Linked DNA regions of Homo sapiens: region 2 is linked to region 1. Evidence: chromatin loops called from intact Hi-C (ENCODE). Cell type or tissue: natural killer cell. All regions are shown on one strand. Links, peaks and the distances in the headings refer to the core of each region. The heading gives the core; the rest is flanking DNA. Region 1 overlaps LYST (lysosomal trafficking regulator). Region 2 overlaps LYST (lysosomal trafficking regulator).

Region 1 (10,395 bases), core at 1,563-9,562:
CTCATTCAGGAGCAGGTTATTTAATTTCCATGTATTTGCATGGTTTTGAAGCTTCCCTTTGGAGTTGATTTCCAGTTTTATGCCGCTGTGGTCTGAGAGAGTGCTTGATATAATTTCAGTTTTCTTAAATCTATTGAGACTCGTTTTGTTGCCTGTCATATGATCTATCTTGGAGAAAGTTCCATGTGCTGTTGAATAGAATGTATATTCTGCAGTTGTTGGATGAAATGTCTGTATATATCTGTCAAGTCCATTTGTTCCAAGGTATAGTTTAAATTCATTGTTTCTTTGTTGACCTTCTGTGTTGATGACCTGTCTGGTCATTGGAGTATTGAAGTCCCCCACTATTATTGTGTTGCTGTCTCATTTCTTAGGTCTATTAGTAATTGTTTTATAAATTTGGGAGCTCCAGTGTTAAGTGCATATATGTTTAGGATTGTGATATCTTCCTGTTGGACAAGGCCTTTTACCATTATATAATGTCCCTCTTTGTCTCTTTTAACTGCTGTTGCTTTAAAGTTTGTTTTGTCTGATGTAAGAATACCTTGCTGGCTTTTGGTGTCCATTTGCATGAAATGCCTTTTCCCACCCCTTTACCGTATGTGAGTGCTTATGTGTTAGGTGAGTATCCTGAAGGCAATAGATAGTTGATTGGTGAATTCTTATCCATTCTGTGGTTCTGTATCTTTTAAGTGGAGCATTTAGGCCATTTACATTCAATTTTAGCATTGAAATGTGCGGTATGGTTCCATTCATCATGCTCCTTGTTGCCTCTGTACTTTTGTTTGTTGTTGTTTTGTTTTTGCTTTTTAACTTGCATTTTTGTTCTATAGGCCCTGTGTGATTTATGCTTTGAAGAGGTTCTGTTTTGATGTGTTTCCAGGATTTGTTTCAAGACTTGGAGCTCCTTTTAGCAGTTCTTCTAGTGGTGGCTTGGTGATGGCGAATTCTCTCAGCATGTGTTTGTCTGAAAAAGACTGTATCTTTCCTTCATATATGATGCTTAATTTTGCTGGATACAAAATTCTTGGCTGATAATTGTTTTGTTTGAGGAGTCTGAAGTTAGGGCCCCAATCCCTTCTAGCTTATAGGGTTTCTGCTGAGAAATCTGCTGTTAATCTGATAGGTTTTCTTTTATAGGCTACCTGGTACTACTGTTTCACAGCTCTTAAAATTCTTTCCTTCATCTTAACTTTGGATAACCTCATGACAATGTGCCTACGCGAAGATCTTTTTGAGATGAATTTCCCAGGTGATCTTTATGCTTCTGTATTTGGATGTCTACGTCTCTAGCAAGGCCAGGGAAGTTTTCCTCAATTATCCACCCAGATATGTTTTCCAAGCTTTTAGAATTCTCTTCTTCCTCAGGAACACTGATTATTCTTAGGTGTGGTCATTTAACATAATCCCAGACTTCTTGGAGGCTTTGTTCATATTTTCGTATTCTTTTTTCTTTGTCTTTGTTGGATTGGGTTAATTCGAAGACCTTGTCTTCGAGCTCTGAATTTCTTTCTTCTACTTGTTTAGTTCTATCGCTGAGACTTTCCAGAGCATTTTGCATTTCTAAAAGTGTGTCCAAAGTTTCCTGAATTTTTTATTGTTTTTTTTCTTTATGCTATCTATTTCTTTGAATATTTCTCCCTTCACTTCTTATATCATTTTTTGGATTTCCTTGCACTGGGCTTCACCTTTCTCTGGTCCCTCCCTGATTAGCTTAATATCTAACCTCCTGAATTCTTTGTCAGGTAAATCAGGGATTTCTTCTTGGTTTGGATCTATTGCTGGTGAACTAGAGAAATTTTGGGGGGGTGTTGAAGAGCCTTGTTTTGTCATATTACCAGGGTTGGTTTTCTGGTTCCTTCTCATTTGGGTAGGCTCTGTCAGAGGGAAGGTCTAGGGCTGAAGACTGTTGTTCAGATTCTTTTGTCCCACGGGGTGTTCCCTTGATGTAGTATACTCCTCCTTTTCCTATGGATGTGGCTTCCTGTGAGCCGAACTGCAGTGATTGTTGTCTCTCTTCTGGGTCTAGCCACCCAGCGAGTCTCCCTGGCTCCAGGCCGGTACTGGGGGTTGTCTACACAGAGTCCTGTGATGTGAACCATCTATGGGTCTCTCAGCCATGGATACCAGCGCCTTTTCTGGTGCAGGTGGTGGAGGGTGCAGTGGACTCCGTGAGGGTCCTTAGCTTTGGTGGTTTAATGCTCTATTTTTGTACTGGTTGGCCATGTTTTAATGCTCTATTTTTGTGCTGGTTGGCCTCCTGCCAGGAGGTGGCGCTTTCCAGAAAGCATCAGCTGTAGTAGTACAGAGAAAGATATGCGGTGGGCAGGGCCCTAGAACTCCCAAGATTAAATGCCCTTTGTCTTTTGCTACCAGGGTGGATAGGGAAGGACCATCAGGTGGGGGTGGGGCTAGGTGTGTATGAGCTCAGCAGCTCCTTGGTTGGGTCGTGCTGGGGCTGCTGTGGGGAATTGGGGGTGAGATTCCCAGTTTACTGGAGTTGTGTACTTAGGAGGATTATGGCTGCCTCTGCTGAGTCATGAAGGTTGTCAGGGAAGTGGGGGAAAGCCAGCAGTCGGAGCCCTCACCCAGCTCCCACGCAAACAGAAGGGCCACTCTCACTCCCACCGTGTCCCCCCTAACTGCCGGGAGTCTGTTTCCAGGCTGAGGGCTAGATGGGCTTGAAAACTTCCCCGAGGCTATCCACCTCTCAGCTACGAAAGAAAAGGGCTTTAGTTCTTCCTTCCACCTGTGAAGTCTGCGAGCTGGATTTGCACCCTCCCCGGAGTTCTGGCCAGCAGGCTTCTCACCGCGTTCAAATTGTTAGAAAGTTAGGCTAGAGAATTCCTTTCCCTGTGGGGTTTTACCCCCTGCTCCTCTAGCCACCCTCCCAATGGATCCTTGTGGTGCCAGGCAGGAATGGGCTACTTAAGGACCCAGGGAGCTCCCAGGGCCTTTCTGCTGCATTCTCTACCCCTGTAATTCACTAGGCTTGGCTCTCTAACTTGATTCAGCTCAGGTAAGGTCAGAAACTTCTCCAGCAAACAGACCTTCAGCTTCTCCAGTGGGGGTGTGTGTTCAGGAGAGGAGGGTCTCCCTTTCCCACTTGCACAGTTGGGGCACTCACAGTATTTGGGGGTCTCCTGGGGCCTGCAGGAGCAATCCGCTTCCTTCAGAGGGTCTGTGGGTCCTCTCGGGATTGCTGGTTTGTTCTTGCAGTGGATCTGGAGCTCAAATTCACAATGCAAGCCACCACATGCTGCTCTGTCCAGAGCTGCAATCTAGTCCTGCCTCCCTTCGCCATGATCCCAGGAGCTCCTCTCTTTAGTTAGGAATCATTCTGATGGTTATTGCTTAACACATCTAGTATTGACTAAAAAGTTACACAGTAAAGCTTAGATTAACAGATATTTTCTTGCTTAAATATTGTACAGTTCAACTGATATGTTTTAACTGGCTTATTCTTTAAAGAGAATTATATTAATCTGAACAAGTGCAGTTTCCCCCTCCCCCTCTTTGGTCCCCTTCCCCCCACCAGTGTCCTGCATTTCAGACATATAGTTCTGTGTTGTAGTCTAAAAAGTTTGTAGAGAGAGGTTTAAAAATCTTGTTTCCAGGTGTATGTATTACAATCCAGTGGACTTGAGTAAAGGTTCTGGATACCATTTAGAGGTAGTATTTAGTGTTAGGGAAACGCCTTTGCCTGTTGTCTAATTTCTAATCGACAGAAGAAGAAAGGCTATGTATCTTCTAAACTTGCTTATTTCAGTTTTAGTTAATTACCCCCCAAAACATATGTAACTCCAAGACAACTGGGATAGTAGAGTCCAGTGACTAATCATTTCTGTGACCTTGGACCTGTAGGCCTCAGTTTTTCTCAACTGTAGAATGTGGGGTTAGAGAATATGATATCTAAAATTTCTGCCATTATGACAACATAAGATTCTAAGTTATTCATGTTTATTCCTTTATTCATGTCATTTATGAAATGATATAAATGGTGTTATCTTTTTTTCTCATAAAGATTTTTTATTTTTACTGATGTGTTGTAAAGACTATATGAGATCTTTGAGAAAGTTGCTAATCAATCTATCAATATATATTAAACTCTGGAGAGCTGGGATTTAGAATAGTTAAATCCATATAAACTAACCTTTATTTTCAAGAAGGCTGCTTCAAATCATGGCAGATTTTGATTTAACAGAATTTATTGGGCACTTATTATTCTGTACATTATTTTGCCTAATTCTTAAAATAACCCTGATTTATCACAGTCTCCTCTTTGGCACATAACATTTTTGAAAAAAAGTCTTTCCAATGGCAACTTCTCTAATACTATTGAATTGAGAAAATTAGGCAAGCACGTAGTGTTACTTTAAAAGGGAATTTTCCAGGATTTTTTGGCATTTGGTGAAAGACTAACAAGTCTTTTGGGTGTTACTGTTTGATGAGGAAAAAGTATGCTTTCTAATCAACCTATAAGAATAAATATCATTATTATAACCTTTTTTGTTGTTTTTTCCTTTTACTTCTTTTTTTTCTTGTGGAAGCCACAAGACAAGGAAAAAGCAGAAAATACAGGGACTTCCTATTTTTTTTTTCAGTGCTTCCCTGGAAATAGCGTTATGAAACAGAACATCATTTTCCTCACACTGATCTGAGGAAAGCTTGCAGTGATCTTTTTCTTCCTTCAGATGGCACTGTCTGTCATAAGGTGTGCAGCTAGTACTGAGCATTTACATAGAGCTATAAAATTTGTCAACAATGTTTACTGAGGTTATATAATTTCTTAGGCTCCACATAGCAACTCTGTGGGGTAGTTTATGGAAGAGGCAGCCAAACTTCACACAGCTCTGTGTGACTAGCTAGTAATTGCTAGATTCCTGATCTGCGGCTTCTGGGTCCTATTTCACTACTGTCATGATGCCTACTGTATGTATATCCCACTATTCAGAACAGATTCATAAATAGTGAAAATAGAATGAGCTGGAGCATATTAATAAATATCTATTAAAATATTTACTTAATAAATAAATATTGGAATTAATGAATTTATGAAAAAGGGAACTGTAGCACAATGGACCCCTTTCCCTTCTTATCACTGTGGCCACTGGCTATTTGATATTTATTGAAAAGGAAACTCAGCCACCTAGGGACCATTTCTTGCCCTGTTGTTGAGCTTGAGATTTTATTTTCAGTGGTACATGTAATGTCCTTGGTAGCATTGTCTAGAACACAGACATGACAAGGCATCTAAAAATGCCATTATATGAGGAGCTGCCCTAAAAGTGAAGAATATATGTGGTCATGACTTGCTGTGAGGGGCGGGTGTAGTAGTTCTCTGTGTCAAGAAGATAAATGCATGAAAATCCACAAGACTGAGGGTGATAGCTTAATTCTGTAATCTTTTAGGTGGATAATAAGTTGTGGAAATTAATCACAGAACTGGAACAGAGCTAAGATATCAAAGTTAACTATCCAGATGTCTGCAGGAAGTCTCATTCAATGAAAGCAGAGCCACTGTTGACTGACTTTAGTGACCATTTCATTTCCAGAAGGTAAAGGAAATAATCCAGGGAACCAGTACTCTTGAGTCTATCTTTGACCTAACTTGACTACGAGGGGCTTAATTAGACAAGTTAACCTAATGAAAATCCTGAGAGAGAGGCCACGCCATTCATTCGGCAAATGAGTAGAATCGAATGCCTGCTGTTAGCTGTGTTCTGTTCTAGATGCTAGAGATTTAGCAGTGAATACAACAGACAAAATCTCTGTCATTATAGGGCTTTCATTTTAAGAACTTACAATGATCTGTTGTCCAAAAATACTAGCTTCATGGTTACTTAACTGCAAGGACCTTAACTTTCACTTCACTTTAGACATCTGCTTGCAGGGCCACACTGTGGATGTTGTCATCTGGGACCGCTTGTTTCAGAAATCTAAAAATTCTAACATCTTCATTCCCACATTGTGTACTCTTCAGTCTGGTAGAGATCCACACTTCCTTGATTGCCTGGATTTTCTGCTTGTCTATCAACATTTATTTTCCTGGCCTCTTTCTTTTTCCTACCCAGTCTGTGTCTCATTTTTGGCCATAAGGACTGTTCTTCCACCCATACCCTTGGGTCCCCTTCACTTATGCTTCTGCTGCCTCCACCCACCAAAACTCCCATTTCCAGATCAGTGATAACAGTCTGCACTGTCTATTATTAGACCCAAGCAGCTGAATCCTGCTGGTGAATCTGAAATAGCTGAAAAAATCCATACCACCAGAAATTCATGGTTTTCCACCTCTGCTAAGCTAGTAGCCAACCAGTAAATTATTTTGTCTGTCATCACTACTTTCCCCCATTTGACTATTCTTCCAATAATTATTCTAAATTACTTAGCCTTTAGCCCCCAATCTCTAGACTCTCTTCTTTAAGCAGACAACTTTGCCTATTACTTGAATGAAAAAATTGAGCCAGTCATTCTTGAGCTCCCTCAGTTTCTGGCCTTCCACCTGTTTTCTATATCTGCAATTCTCCTTACCTCCTTTCCCTCAGCCTCAGAGGATGATGTGTCCCCTCCTGCTTCCCCGCCCCAGCCTAACCTCTTCACCTATACCCTTGATCCAATCCACACTTATTTTCTCCATGAATTTTGTCCTTCATTCATTCGTTCTCTTGCCCCTGTCTTCAGTATCTTCCCTTGTGCTGGCTGCAGTGGTATGCTAGTAAAGTGGCTCTCCTGGAGAAAGAAACAAAAAAGACCCTAATGTGTAGCATTTGCCCATTTCCATGATGGAAATACTCTCACCATGATGATTTTAAGCTACCAACATGGTGCCAGTGATGCTGGGAAGAAGTACACACAATCAGAGCTGATAGGAGATGGCTGGCCACGCCGCACCACCTCTTATTTCTTATAGCCTAAAAATACGGTTCTTCCAATTCTTTAAAAAATACAAATACTTGAAAAAAAAAATTCCTTAACCTATGCCTCCTTCTCCAGCTCCTCTCTATTTTCTGTTTTTCTTTTCTAATCCTGCCTTCTCAGGAGAGTCTATACTTGCTATTTCCTTATTCGGTCTGGTATTGGAAACCATGAGATGGAGTTAAGGATAGTTGTTGAGAAGGTATACATTTTGAGCATTGCTGAAATTGGAATGAAAGGCATGGTGGATTTAGTCTCAGTAGTCACTGTAAAGAAGTTAGTCACTGGCCTAATAGACAGAGGACTCAGCTCACCTGGTGTGGAGTGGTTTTGCCCTGACAGCAGACTCTGCACACGTGCCTCAGTTCTTCTTGTGTGTTCTTCGCAGGTGACAGTACCATTTATCCAGTTAACCAAGCCAGTATTCAGAGAGTTGTCCTGATCCCTCCCTTACCACTCACTTCTCCATCCAATTAATCACCAAAATTGTGCTCATTTTAATTCTTGGATATTTAATAAAATTATATTATTCTACTGTTGCTTTAGAAAAAAATATCCTTACCATTTGCTTGGAGTATGACGCCAGTCTCCAAATTGGTTTTCATGCAGCTAGAGTTTTCTCCATAAAATGTGTCTTCCACATTGCCACTAGAATGACCTATGTGTTCAAGATTGACCATGCCACTCACATGTTCAAAATAATTCATGGGCTTCCTGTCACCTGTAGCAGTGAGTCTCAGCCCTGACTGTTCATTAGAATCACCTATGAAGCTTGTTAAAAATACCGATGTTTAGGTCTTGCTGTGGGTTTAGCAGATTAGGTTCTCTGATCATGGGGCCTAGACAAACTCTATAGGTGATTCTGATAAGACTCACTAGCCAATAGATTAAAGCCCAAGGTTCTTAGCATAGTGTACAAAAGCCTTTCACCATCTGGTCTTTGCCAGCCACTCCCTCCATCCTCACTTTTCCTGTTTCTCATTTTGTAGTTGTGATACCAAACTTACTGTAATTTCTTCAGTGACAACTTGAGCTGCTGTTTCCATCTCTAATGCTTTTCTTCCCTTCTTTTCTCCCTTTACCTGTACAACTTCAATTTATTCTTCATGAAGCTTCCCTGGCCACTCAAATTGGGTTAAGTGCCCCTTAGCAGTACATAGTACCCTATATATTGATTTGCCTTTGCCACCGTAATGTAATCTTCTTGAGGGCAGAGACTGGAATTACTTTATGTTCTTAGTGTCTGATACAAAGTGGTTGTTTTGTAAATGATAGCTGGCAGACTAATAAGCAGGAAGAGGAATATGGAACAAAGCCGGAATATAGAGAATTGGAGTACAGAGTTCCTAAAATTCGAAGAAAAGGTAGGTAAGATGCCAGAGATAGTCTCTTGAAGGGAAAGTGGTTACAAGGTGATAATAGGCAGTATCTCTACTGAACAATTGGAAATAATATGTGAAGGAAAGGGAGAGGGAACATGGCCACATGAACTGATGATTTATTTTATTTATTTATTTATTATTTTATTTTATTTTATTTTATTTCATTTTATTTTATTTTTTGAGACAGAGTCTCGCTCTGTCGCCCAGGCTGGTGTGTAGTGGCGCGATCTCAGTTCACTGCAACCTTCTCTCCCAGGTTCAAGCAATTCTCCTGCCTTAGCCTCCTGAGTTACTGGGACTATAGGCGGTGCCACCGCACATGGCTAATTTTTGTATTTTTAGTAGAGATGGGGCGTGGTGGGGGGGGTTCTCCGTGTTGGCCAGGCTGGTCTCGAACTCCCAATCTCAGGTGATCCACCCACCTTGGCCTCCCAAAGTGCTGAGATTACATGCATGAGCCACCATGCCCAGCATGAACTGATTTTTAAATAATGTGCACAAGAAAGAAAGAAGGATATGAAACCAAATGGTCGTGTGCAGTGGATCACGCCTGTAATCCCAGCACTTTGGAAGGGTGGAGGTGGGCGGATTACCTGAGGTCAGGAGTTTGAGATCAGCCTGGCCAACTTGAACCTGGGAGGTGGAGGTTGCAGTGAGCTGAGATCATGCCACTGCACTCCATCCTGGGCGACAGAGCGAGATTCTGTCTCAAAAAAAAAACTGTATATATATATATGCACACATACACCCACACATATAAAACCTATAGAATAGGAACACAGTCCTGGTAGAATAATGAGCTAAGATTTTGAAAAAGTTGGGCTGACCTTTTACATTTTATATGTAGAGAACGAAAATGAGGCCAGGTGCAGTGGCTCACGCCTGTAATCCCAACACTTTGGGAAGTCAAGGCGGGAGGTTCACTTGAGCCCAGAAGTTCGAGACCAGCCTGGACAACATGGTGAGACCCTGTCTCTACAAAAAGAAAGAAAGGGCGCAGGGGTGGGGGATAGGGCAGTAGGGGGAGAGAGAGAGAATGAGTATGACAAATAAATAATAGATTCTTACCAACAAATGGACCCAATAATCAGATACAGAGAACAAATGAAATTTCTTAGCTTTCTTCTCTTCTCTGACATGGAGAATGATCTACACACAGACTAAGAAGGGTACAAGTGAGAAAAATAAGAGGAGAAAATTGAAGCCCAAGATTGGGGAGGAGATTGTATCAGAACTCTGGATGCTCTAAAATGAATTCACATCTCACGGTCAGATTCTGAGAACATTTGTTAATGTCATTGCTCAACTAATAATCTTTGAGTAATTATAGTGAAATGTGAAAACTTGTAGAAGCCTGTGGAGGAATAATGTTCTAAAATTTAAAAAAATGTAGCTTCCATAGATTTTTGTAAACTTGATGTTACTTCCACAAAAGACTCTAGAGATCATTTTTAAAGATTTTCAAATATTATACTTAAAGAAAAGATGAGCAATAAAGGCTATGTAGGCTTTCTAAGAATTCATTCCAGATAACCCAGTTTCTACCTATAGAGTCTACATTTACAGATTAGGAGAATGCTGCAGCTGTAATATATCTAGATTCCCATGGAGTATTTGACAGTCCACCATTCTATACTTGGGAACATGAAGGAGAGTTGGATTATAGTATGGGTATAGTTATTGAACAATGGAACTCAATCTTGATTTAGTTACTCATTGGCAGCCTGGCAGGAAGTCTCTTATGGGCTGCTGTTTTTTGACCCTGTTACACTCATCAGTTTAACACCTCCTTCCCACTTCTCACTCTCAGCTGGCAGTCTTGCTGTTTATTGCACCAAGAAAATAGAAGCACCTGAAAAAAATTCTTGGTCCTCCTATTGCCAAATATACTAATCTTCCTACATCTATACTCGTATTCTCTGACATTCTTCTTATTCAATTAGATGAACTGCCACTGTTCCTTCCACTTGTATGTTGGTCTTCTTCGTTTTGCCTACTCATTGTTCCTAGAATTCTCTCTTCTCATTCTAGTTTTTCATCTATTTTCCTTTCTCTGTTAGAGAAACATACTATGTTTCAGCTTAGAAACAAGCTATAA
Region 2 (10,395 bases), core at 700-8,699, 50 kb after region 1:
TGGATATGAAGTGGTATCTCATTGTGGTTTTGATTTGTATTCCCCTGAAGGCTAATGTATTAAGTATACCTTTGTGTGTGCCTTAGTCCCATTTGTGCTGATATAATGGAATACCACAGACTGAGTGATTTGTAATGAACAGAAATTTATTTTCTCACAGTTCTGGAGACTGAAAGTCCAAGATCAAAGTGCCAGCATCTGGCAAGGGTCTTCTTGCTGCATCCTCACATGGCAAAATGCAGAAAGGAAGAGAGGCAAAAGGGGGCTGAACTCCCCCTTTCATAAGGGCATGAATCACACCCATGAGGGCAGACTCCTCATGACCCAGTCACCTCCCAAAGATCCCATCTCTTAACACTACCACAATGGCAACCAAATTTCAACTTGAGTTTTGGAGGGGACAGATATTTACACCATAGCAGTGTGCTTTTTAGCTATTTGCGTATTTTCTTTGGATTTCTTCAGAGAAATGCCTATCCAAATCCTTCAGCCATTTTTATACTGGTGATTCATGTTTTGATTATTGAATAGTAAGAGGTTTTTTTTATGTATTCTAGATGCAAGTTCCTCATCAGATATGTGGTTTGCAAATATTTTCTCCCATTCTTTATGCTGTTTCTTAACTTTCTTGATGGTTTACTTTGAAGCATGTTTTAAAAGATTTTTATGAAGTCCTATTTGTCTATTCTATCTTTCATTGCTTTGCTTTTAGTGTCATATCTTAGATCTAATACAGGATTATAAAGATTTATTATTTTAAAAAATAAGTTTCTCCTCTCCATATTCCCTCCTCTTTTTTTGTATTCTAATTGTTATCTTGAGCCTCCCAATTGATCTTGCAAAGATAAGATTATCTTTCCTGTCATATTGACTACATCACTGTTTTTGTGCTACATTTTGAGACATTTTTTCAATCCCAACCTTTTATTTAATTTTTTATTTCGGTAATTTTAATATTTAAGAGCTCTTTTTTGATTGTTTTCTGGTTATTTCTTTTTCATATAAGGATATAATATCTCCTTGTATATATTTGATTATAGTAATAAACATCTTAAAGTTTCTTCTGTCCCCAAATTATCTCTTTTTCCTCTGGGGTCAGTTTTGTCTGTTTTTTTGTTTTTTAAATATTATTTTTACTGATTTAGGTTGCTAATTCTCTAATATTTTTATGAACCTTTTTAGACCATTTATATTTAATAAAACTGTTGGAGATTTCCTCTAATATTGTGAAAGTGAATTTGTTTTCTATTTTGGCCTCTTTCCTGAGTGGGTAGTATGTGGAAGAGCTCTGTGTGAATGTGCCATTGGATGATTAGGGGCTTCCCAAACACCCTAATGAAGAGAGCTTTGCTTTGGGGGACCATTAGGGATACTATTACCCTACATGGCAGTTTGCATACCTTAGAAAAATGCATCTTTCACATATAGGGCTTGGCTGGCGTATAGTGTCTTTGCACTGAGAAAAAAGGCATCCCTTTCTTGATCCAGGCATCACAGCCCAAAACCAGGATGCATGGCTTGGCATACAGCATTCAGACTTTATTTTAGTCTCTACTTTTCCCTTTGGTTAGGCAGTTTGTTCAGTCTGCAGACTGTACAGTTACACTCAGTAGCCATGATGCTAAAAGCCTGTATACACCTGACCATTTCGTTTATTTAGAGAAGAGTTATCAGGTTTGGGACCTAAAAGTGAATACTGAACTATCTGTGCTCTGTACTGAGAAACAGGAGAGAGGTGGATATTCACAGACAGACCTTTCGTTAATCCCTGTATTGTCGGCCGCACTGTCACTTTCTCTCCAGACCTTAGATGGACAGCTCGGCTTCTTACTGCTCTGAACCTCTTTGTAATTCAAAGGAATTCTAGGTTGCAGCTTTCTCTTATACATCTACTTTTCCATCTTCAAGAAATATTTTTAAATCTCTTACTAGATGTGCCCCAATGCCCACTGCCCCCACATATTTTTGCTGTTACGGATTTCTTCCTTCTTATAATTCTGTACTTTAATGCTATGAGTTTTCAGTAGTACACAGAAGCAAGTGTATATATCCATTTCCCCATTTTTAACTGGAACCTCTCAGTTTTGAACTGGAAAAAAAAAGTAAGCACACACACTGATCATATTATTTTCCTACTTAAAAACCTTTAATGGATTCATGTTATGTACAGGATAAAGTCCATGCTATTTTATAGTCTCATTGCAAGTAGTCTCTCCAGATGTATGTACTATTTTGCTACTGTGTCAACTCATTGCTTCTACAAAATATGTTGCTTAAATATGGCTTCTATTCTCTAAACTCCAGGTCTTCCAAAACTACCAGTCTTTTAAAACTTATCTCAGGTTTTAAATCAAGATTATTTCTTTCAGGTCAAAGTGGAGATAATATTTATTTTCTAGGGTTTTTTGTTTTTGGTGAGGATCAGCTGAAATAAAGCATGTAAAAATACTTTGAACACTATAATTTGCTCTACAAATATTAGTTATTATTTTGCTCCAAAGAATTCTATGAATTTGTATATCACCATTTATGTTTTATGCTAAACCTATGATGGAATAAAGAAAATGTTCAAACTAAATAGTTTGTGGTATTTAAGTATTTAAATCATCTTTAATATTTCCACTACTTGTCATCTAATTTCGTACTTAAAAAGTGATAGATATAATTTAAACATTTTCAAGATAAGATAGCAGACTATTTTATGATATAGAAGCATTAGCTTAACAAATATTATATTGATTTATGTTTCTTTAAAGAATGCCCTTAGTTTACTTGTAGCTAATTAATCTTCAAGAAAAGTGAGCTCATGCTGGCCAGACATGGTAGCTCACACCTGTAATCCCTGAACTTTGGGAGGCCGAGGCAGGTGGATCACCTGAGGTCAGGAGTTCGAGACCAGCCTGGCCAACATGGTGAAACCCCGTCTCTTCTAAAAATACAAAAATTACCTGGGCATGGTGACACGTGCCTGTAGTCCCAGCTCCTCGGGAGGCTGAGGCAGGAGAATTGCTTGAACCTGGGAGGTGGAGGTTGCAGTGAGCCGAGATCATGCCATTGCACTCCAGCCTGGGTGACAGAGCGAGCCTCTGTCTAAAATAATAATAATAATAAAAATAATAAAAAGAAAAGTGGTTTTTGTTGTTTTTGTTGGTTGGTTGATTTACATTTAGTTATATTGCTATTTCTTCAGCAAATTTTGTGATTCCTATACTAGATTTTTTATAATCCATTCAAAAAGTGACAATAGTATTTTACCTCTTTTGGTGAAATTGCTCATTTATTCCTCTAATTGTGTACTAGCTTTAATTTTTTCCCTCTTTCTTTAATTTAGCATGCCAGAGAGTATTGGTGGATCTTTTGGTATCTTTGATGAGTTCAAGAACATGTTCAGAAGAGCTAACCCTTCTTTTGAGAATATTTCTGGAGAAATCTCCTTGTACAGTAAATATGCTATAATTTTTACATTTTTCACTGATAAATTCTTTCACTTACAATTTTTAATAGAATGTATTTTTAATTATTTAGAAATGTTACTAAGCTCTTTCTTTTGATGTGACAGTTGGTATAGGCAATTTCATGTTATTATGTGTGAAATACTCAATTATTTGCATATATTTTAACCATTTCACTTCAATTTGGATTAACCAGACATATCGCTGAGATTATATTTTCTTTACCCACCCCATCCCCAGTTTTTGTGCTTCAGAAAAGCTGAATAATTTTAATTACTAAAGAGAACTTAATTATGAATAGTTACAACCATCTTAGGGATTATCCTTTTCAAAAGGTTATTATCCACTATACTCTTCAATTATTGTCTATGCTTCCCCTTTCCATTGGTGTGGCTTAGTGTCTTTTAAACTATTATCTGCTAGGAAACCCATTTTTATAATGAAACCTTGACTAGAAGCATAAGCAAATAAGACAGAAAACTTTGGAGCTACTTTGTAGTGGGATTGGATGTTCCAGAGAACATCTAAGGCAGGGCGCCATGGCTCATACCTGTAATCCCAGCACTTTGTGAGGCCTAGGTGGGCAGATCACCTGAGGTCAGGTGTTCGAGACCAGCCTGACCAATATGATGAAACCCCGTCTCTACTAAAAATACAAAAATTAGCTGGGCTTGGTGGCATGCACCTGTAATCCCAGCTACTCAGGAGGCTGAGGCAGGAGAATTGCTTGAACCCAGGAGGCAAAGGTTGCAGTGAGCTGAGATCATGCCATTGCACTCCAGCCTGGGCAACAAGAGCTAAACTGCATCTCAAAAAAAAAAAAAAATCTAAACATGAAACAAATTAACCACAAAAGATTACATATTTTAAGAATGAAGGCTGGGCATGGTGACTCACGCCTGTAATCCCAGCACTTTGGGAGGCCGAGGTGGGTGGATCACCTGAGGTCAGGAGTGCAAGACTAGCCTGGCCAACATGATGAAACCTCGTCTCTACTAAAAATACAAAAATTAGCTGGGGGTGGTGGTGGGTGCCTGTAATGCCAGCTACTCCAGAGGCTGAGGCAGGAGAATCGCCTGAACCTGGGAGGCGGAGGTTGCAGTGAGCCGAGATTGTGCAACTGCACTCCAGCCTGGGCAACAGAGTGAGACTCTGTCTTAAAAAAAAAAGAATGAAATCTGTTTCATATTTTATCTCAGCTACGAGAAAATGAAAGTTTTAAAGATGTGGGAGATAGGAAGGTATTTAAATAGGAATGCTGATATGTGTGGGTATGTTTGTATTTTCATTTATAACCTAAATTTCAAGATTATTATGTACTTTATTACGTGATTAGAAAGTTTCATTTGTTTTTCTTTTTCTCTAGAAAATTCTTCTTCTGGGTATTCTGAAAATTATTGAAAGTGATACTACTATGAGCCCTTCACAGTATCTAACCTTCCCTTTACTGCACGCTCCAAATTTAAGCAACGGTGTTTCATCACAAAAGTATCCTGGGATTTTAAACAGTAAGGCCATGGGTTTATTGAGAAGAGCACGAGTTTCACGGAGCAAGAAAGAGGCTGATAGAGAGAGTTTTCCCCATCGGCTGCTTTCATCTTGGCACATAGCCCCAGTCCACCTGCCGTTGCTGGGGCAAAACTGCTGGCCACACCTATCAGAAGGTTTCAGTGTTTCCCTGTGGTTTAATGTGGAGTGTATCCATGAAGCTGAGAGTACTACAGAAAAAGGAAAGAAGATAAAGAAAAGAAACAAATCATTAATTTTACCAGATAGCAGTTTTGATGGTACAGGTATGATGACAGGATTATCTGATTTGTACACAAAGATTGTTTTCAGACTATAATTTTCCTTGAGCCGTAAAAATGTGGTAGTGTTCTTAACACTCTTAACATGTTCTTCACCTTAAATGCCTTACTTAGTGGTGGTAGGTCCTGACTTATCAAAGCATGAGTTGTCATAAAGCCTTGAATCTCTATTACGGAAACTTTAGTTTTTTATAGGGGTGAAGGGGACACCACATATACAACTTTTTCTGGGGTCATCAGCCCCTAAAGTTCCTTATGTGACTTCTCTCCTGGTCCCATTACTGGATTAGGGTGGCTCCTGATGTTATAAAAGGATAAAACCTTATAGCTGCCTTTCTTTCTGTTGTTTCCCAGCCCCTATTAGACAGTCCCCATTTCCTTTTCTTTCTCTCTCTTTTTTTTTGAGACAGTTTCACTCTTGTTGCCCAGGCTAGAGTGCAATGGCGCGATCTCGGCTCACTGCAACCTCCGCCTCCCAGGTTCAAGCGATTCTCCTGCCTCAGCCTCCCGAATAGCTGGGATTCAGGCGCCAGCAATCACACCTGGCTAATTTTATATTTTTAGTAGCGATGGTGTTTCACCATGTTGGCCAGGCTGGTCTCAAACTCCTGACCTCAGGTGATCTGCCCACCTCAGCTTCCCAAAGTGCTAGGACTGCAGGTGTGAGCCACCACACCCGGCTAATTTTGTATTTTTAGTAGAGACAGCGGTTTCTCCCTGTTGGTCAGGCTGGTCGCAAACTTCTTTCTCTCTTTTATTTCAAGTTCTCCTTCTCATGCCATGTCTTACCTCAGTGGCCCTCCCCTAGTTCCTGTCACAGAATGTTTAAATGCATCAGCCATTCTCCAACATTAGAATAAATTTCATTCCAGTTCCTTCTTTAACTGAAGAATTGCTATTATACTGCATCTTGTTTCTCATATGACTAGGGCAGAAAAAAAACTGTTCATTGAAAAGCAATTTATGGTGATGGAAAGTGAAGTAGGTAGGATAATTCTTAGGGCCTGTGGAATGAATGAAATGACTGGATGAGACAGATGTTTAGGGTTTTATATGTACATGGAGATGCAGGCCTCAGTAGCTCTTCATTCCACAAATCTTTCTCATCCAGTGGAACCTCTGTTTTAGGACACTATGCCTTCACTAGAATTTTCTGTTGTGGATTGAATTTTGCCACCTAAGAACTGATAGCTCTACATGTGATAATATTTATTATGCTATCTAATGTGCATTGAGTGCTTTCTGTGTATGTGTCACTTTGCTCAGCTGGTTCTATATACATTTTTAATCTTAACAAGTTAGTAAGTGCTCATACTATCTGTATTTTTAGAGGAAGTTAAGTAGCATGACCAAGTTATGTAGCTGGTAAGTGATGGAAAGGAATTGAAACCCACCTGTTTTTAATTCCAGAGCCTTAACATTGCTACTATACTATAAGCTATGCAGATTGCTTTCTCATGTTTTAATGGAGGCAATCTCAATGTAAACAGTCTCTTATAAAATGAATAAATATACATAGTGACCTGAGAAAAGTAAATATTGGAAAGTTTTTTCTTAATTTTTATTTTAAGGATATATTAGAAAACATATTTTAGAAAGATGATTTTGTATAAACACTTAAAAATAGTAGACATATATAAAAAGTTTTGAAGAGAGATAAAGAATATTTTGCTGCGATATCATACCTTTTACCTCTAAACTAACTGGTGCCTTTGGGCAAATTAACCTCTCAGCACCTCAATTTTGTCACCCTATATATATTTACCTTATAAGATGGTTGTGAGCATTAAGTTAAATATTTGTAATATTACTACTCTATAATTCCTAGGTACACACTGGTTTTGTCCTACTCTTTTATTTGCAGAAGTTCATATTTGGTATGGAACATTTTTAAAATTTCACATCAGATGTGAGTTCTCTGTATATCATATATCTTGGTCAGCAGCCTCAAAATAATCAGTGACCTTAACTCTTCTTTTTTAAAACTATTGTCATCGCTACAGGGAGTATTTTTTTAACATCGGTCATGGTTTTACCTGTTGAAAAATAGCAACTAATATGTATGCAGTCTAATAAGCAGTAGTGTTCTTTAAAAGTCTGAGCCTTTGGACATGTATTTTGGATTTTGATATATCATAACATAGCTTTACATAAAGTCACATGTATTATAATGACAAGTAGATCATCATACATCTTCAGGCAGTGCTGGGTTTTCAAAGATGAGGAAGAGGAGTCAAGATAAATAACCAGATAGCCCAAGCCTGTAAGCATTTACCCTAGCTTGCCTTAAAGAAACATTAGAGTTTCAGAATCACTTAGCAATTATATGCAAAAACTACTCACCAGGGAATATAAATTATGAATATATTCAAACACTAGAGTTTTTCCTTAAAATTTGTAATATGATATTTTTTTTTAAATCATGCCATATTGTGATAATTCTAGAATGAGTTTTGGTAGTGTGAGGCATGGACAATGATGTGTGCTCCCTGGACCAGGGTCAGTGAAGTCATAGTTGATAAAAGAAGCTTGGTACACATTGTAATAGGTTGTCACATAGCGGTCTGGTTACGCCCACAATTGTCCTCAGTTATTATACATTTTTTAATATCTAATAACTTTTAAAGTACTGAATTACCATTTTTCATCCCTCGTGCTTTTTTGGAGTTAACATCTATACTCTGAAAATATGGTTGTTTAGAACAGGTCAGGCTCAGACATTCTGGGTAGATAACCTACTACAAATGAACAAATTTGCTTTGTATTCTTCTAAATTCACTTTTCTACTCAGTTGTTACGAACCATTTTACTGATCATTCTAACATCTTTTTCTTATAGAGAGCGACAGACCAGAAGGTGCAGAGTACATAAATCCTGGTGAAAGACTCATAGAAGAAGGATGTATTCATATAATTTCACTGGGATCCAAAGCGTTGATGATCCAAGTGTGGGCTGATCCCCACAATGCCACTCTTATCTTTCGGTATTGATTATCCTCAGCCTCCCATGAATAGATAATGTATTTAAATAATTTGTGTAAGAGACATTAATGTGAAATCTACTAATAAAAGTTCATTATAGCAAAACAAAAAGTCTCATTTAAAAATATATACATTCTAACAGCTATTAATACCACTTTTATAATAGTGTATTATTCTATCCAAAAATCCATAAAGTCTAAAATATATTAATTCTCGGCTGGGTGTGGTGGCTCATGCCTGTAATCCCAGCACTTTGGGAGGCCAAGGCAGGCAGATCACCTGAGGTCAGGAGTTTGAGACCAGCCTGGCCAACATAGTGAAACCCAATCTCTACAAAAAATAAAAATAAAAACAAAAAAACAAAAAACCACAAAAATTAGCCAGGCATGATGGTGCATGCCTGTAGTCCCAGCTACTTGGGAGGCTGAAGCAGGAGTATCACTTGAATCTGGGAGGCAGAGGTTGTAGTGATCCCAGATCGCGCCACTGCACTCCAGTCTGGGTGACAGAGTGAGACTCTGTCTCAAAAAATAAATAAATAAATAAAAACAAAAAATAAATGAGTAAATAAAATACATTAATTCTCTGTTTGATTTTAGATCAAATACTGAAGTCTTATGCTATGGAAATATTCTATCAGATTGTAATGGTCTTAAGATGTTATTAACAGACATAAGTTTTCCATGTGCATTATATATTTAATAGCGATTACCTAATAAGCTTGGGTTCTCCTTGTTATCTTGTCCTTTTATACTATCTCCTTTATTAAGTAGTATAGATACAGGTCTTTTATTTGTATTGAGTATGAATAGTATGATACTATTTGTCTAAAACTCAAATCTAAACAAACCAGTATGTTATTTAGGAATATATACTTTGTAAACGTTACAAACATTACTAGGTGCCTTATGTACATTATCTCCTCATTCTTTCAGTAATCCCACAAAGTAGATTAGACCTCCAATACTTAGACATTTATATTAATTTTTCTATGAACCAAATAATACATTGTAATTTCTAAATGGGCAATGGCTATATAAATAGTAATAATATATATTTTTTTACAAACTGAATTCTGAACATTATTGCCTAAATTATGACTACCAGCCAATGAGCCTAATCTATTTTAGTTCATGAATTGAGGTAATGATAGAATAACTAAGTAACTTATGGTATAAAACGAAGACCTACTGACTTTTCAAGCACTTTAAAAAAAATAGAACTGATTTTTAATCTTACTTATTTAGAATTATAGTTACTATATGTATGTTAAACACTGAGGTCAGAATTTTCATGTTTTCAGCCTATGCCTTTTCTCTTTTTCTGTAGTGTGTGCATGGATTCAAATGATGACATGAAAGCTGTTTTACTAGCACAGGTTGAATCACAGGAGAATATTTTCCTCCCAAGCAAATGGCAACATTTAGTACTCACCTACTTACAGCAGCCCCAAGGGAAAAGGAGGATTCATGGGAAAATCTCCATATGGGTCTCTGGACAGAGGTAGGAAGCATTTTGAGAAAATGCATCTCAATCTCAGTTACAATGTTATGTTTCATTAGTCAATTATAGCTTCTGAAACAGAATACAGAAACTTCTAGGTTTTTACTATAATAAAATTTACTATATTTTTTGTTGTTTCTTTTTTTATTATTATTGTACTTTAAGTTCTAGGGTACATGTGCACAATGTGCAGGTTTGTTACATATGTATACATGTGCCATGTTGGTGTGCTGCACCCATTAACTCGTCATTTACATTAGGTATATCTCCTATGCTATCCCTCCCCCCTCCCCCCACCCCACGACAGGCCCCAGTGTGTGATGTTTCCCTTCCTGTGTCCAAGTGTTCTCATTGTTCAATTCCCACCTATGAGTGAGAACATGCGGTGTTTGGTTTTTTGTCCTTGCGATCGTTTGCTGAGAGTGATGATTTCCAGCTTCATCCGTGTCCGTACAAAGGACATGAACTCATCCTTTTTTATGGCTGCATAGTATTCCATGGTGTATATGTGCCACATTTTCTTAATCCAGTCTATCATTGATGGACATTTGGGTTGGTTCCAAGTCTTTGCTATTGTGAATAGTGCCGCAATAAACATACATGTGCATGTGTCTTTATAGCAGTATGATTCATAATCCTTTGGGTATATAC

Evidence for each region. Hi-C counts contacts between places; a loop is a spot of excess contacts. Peaks named below come from ENCODE experiments on the same cell type or tissue, not always from the same donor. Only the 100,000 strongest peaks of a DNase experiment are listed, where the experiment ranks them.
Region 2: a loop joins it to region 1, with 2.5 times the contacts of the local background. A loop is called at or near these places in 7 of 110 quality-filtered maps.

Annotation. Positions count from the first base shown.
Region 1 is chr1:235,837,887-235,848,281 of GRCh38, reverse strand. The region is part of intron 1 of LYST (lysosomal trafficking regulator); the gene reads left to right. Among named protein-coding and RNA genes, the nearest start is that of MIR1537, 10 kb to the left of the region's middle. RefSeq lists an enhancer at 5,981-6,180. In natural killer cell, for the core only: a CTCF peak has its summit at 4,655 (motif pointing right); a DNase peak (open chromatin) is centred at 4,691; H3K27ac peaks cover 1,222 bases.
Region 2 is chr1:235,786,549-235,796,943 of GRCh38, reverse strand. LYST (lysosomal trafficking regulator) reads left to right here. Exons shown (of 53, transcript NM_000081.4): 11 at 3,332-3,441; 12 at 4,819-5,245; 13 at 8,099-8,243; 14 at 9,571-9,744. Among named protein-coding and RNA genes, the nearest start is that of MIR1537, 61 kb to the left of the region's middle. In natural killer cell, for the core only: no CTCF peak of the experiment used is centred there; no DNase peak of the experiment used is centred there.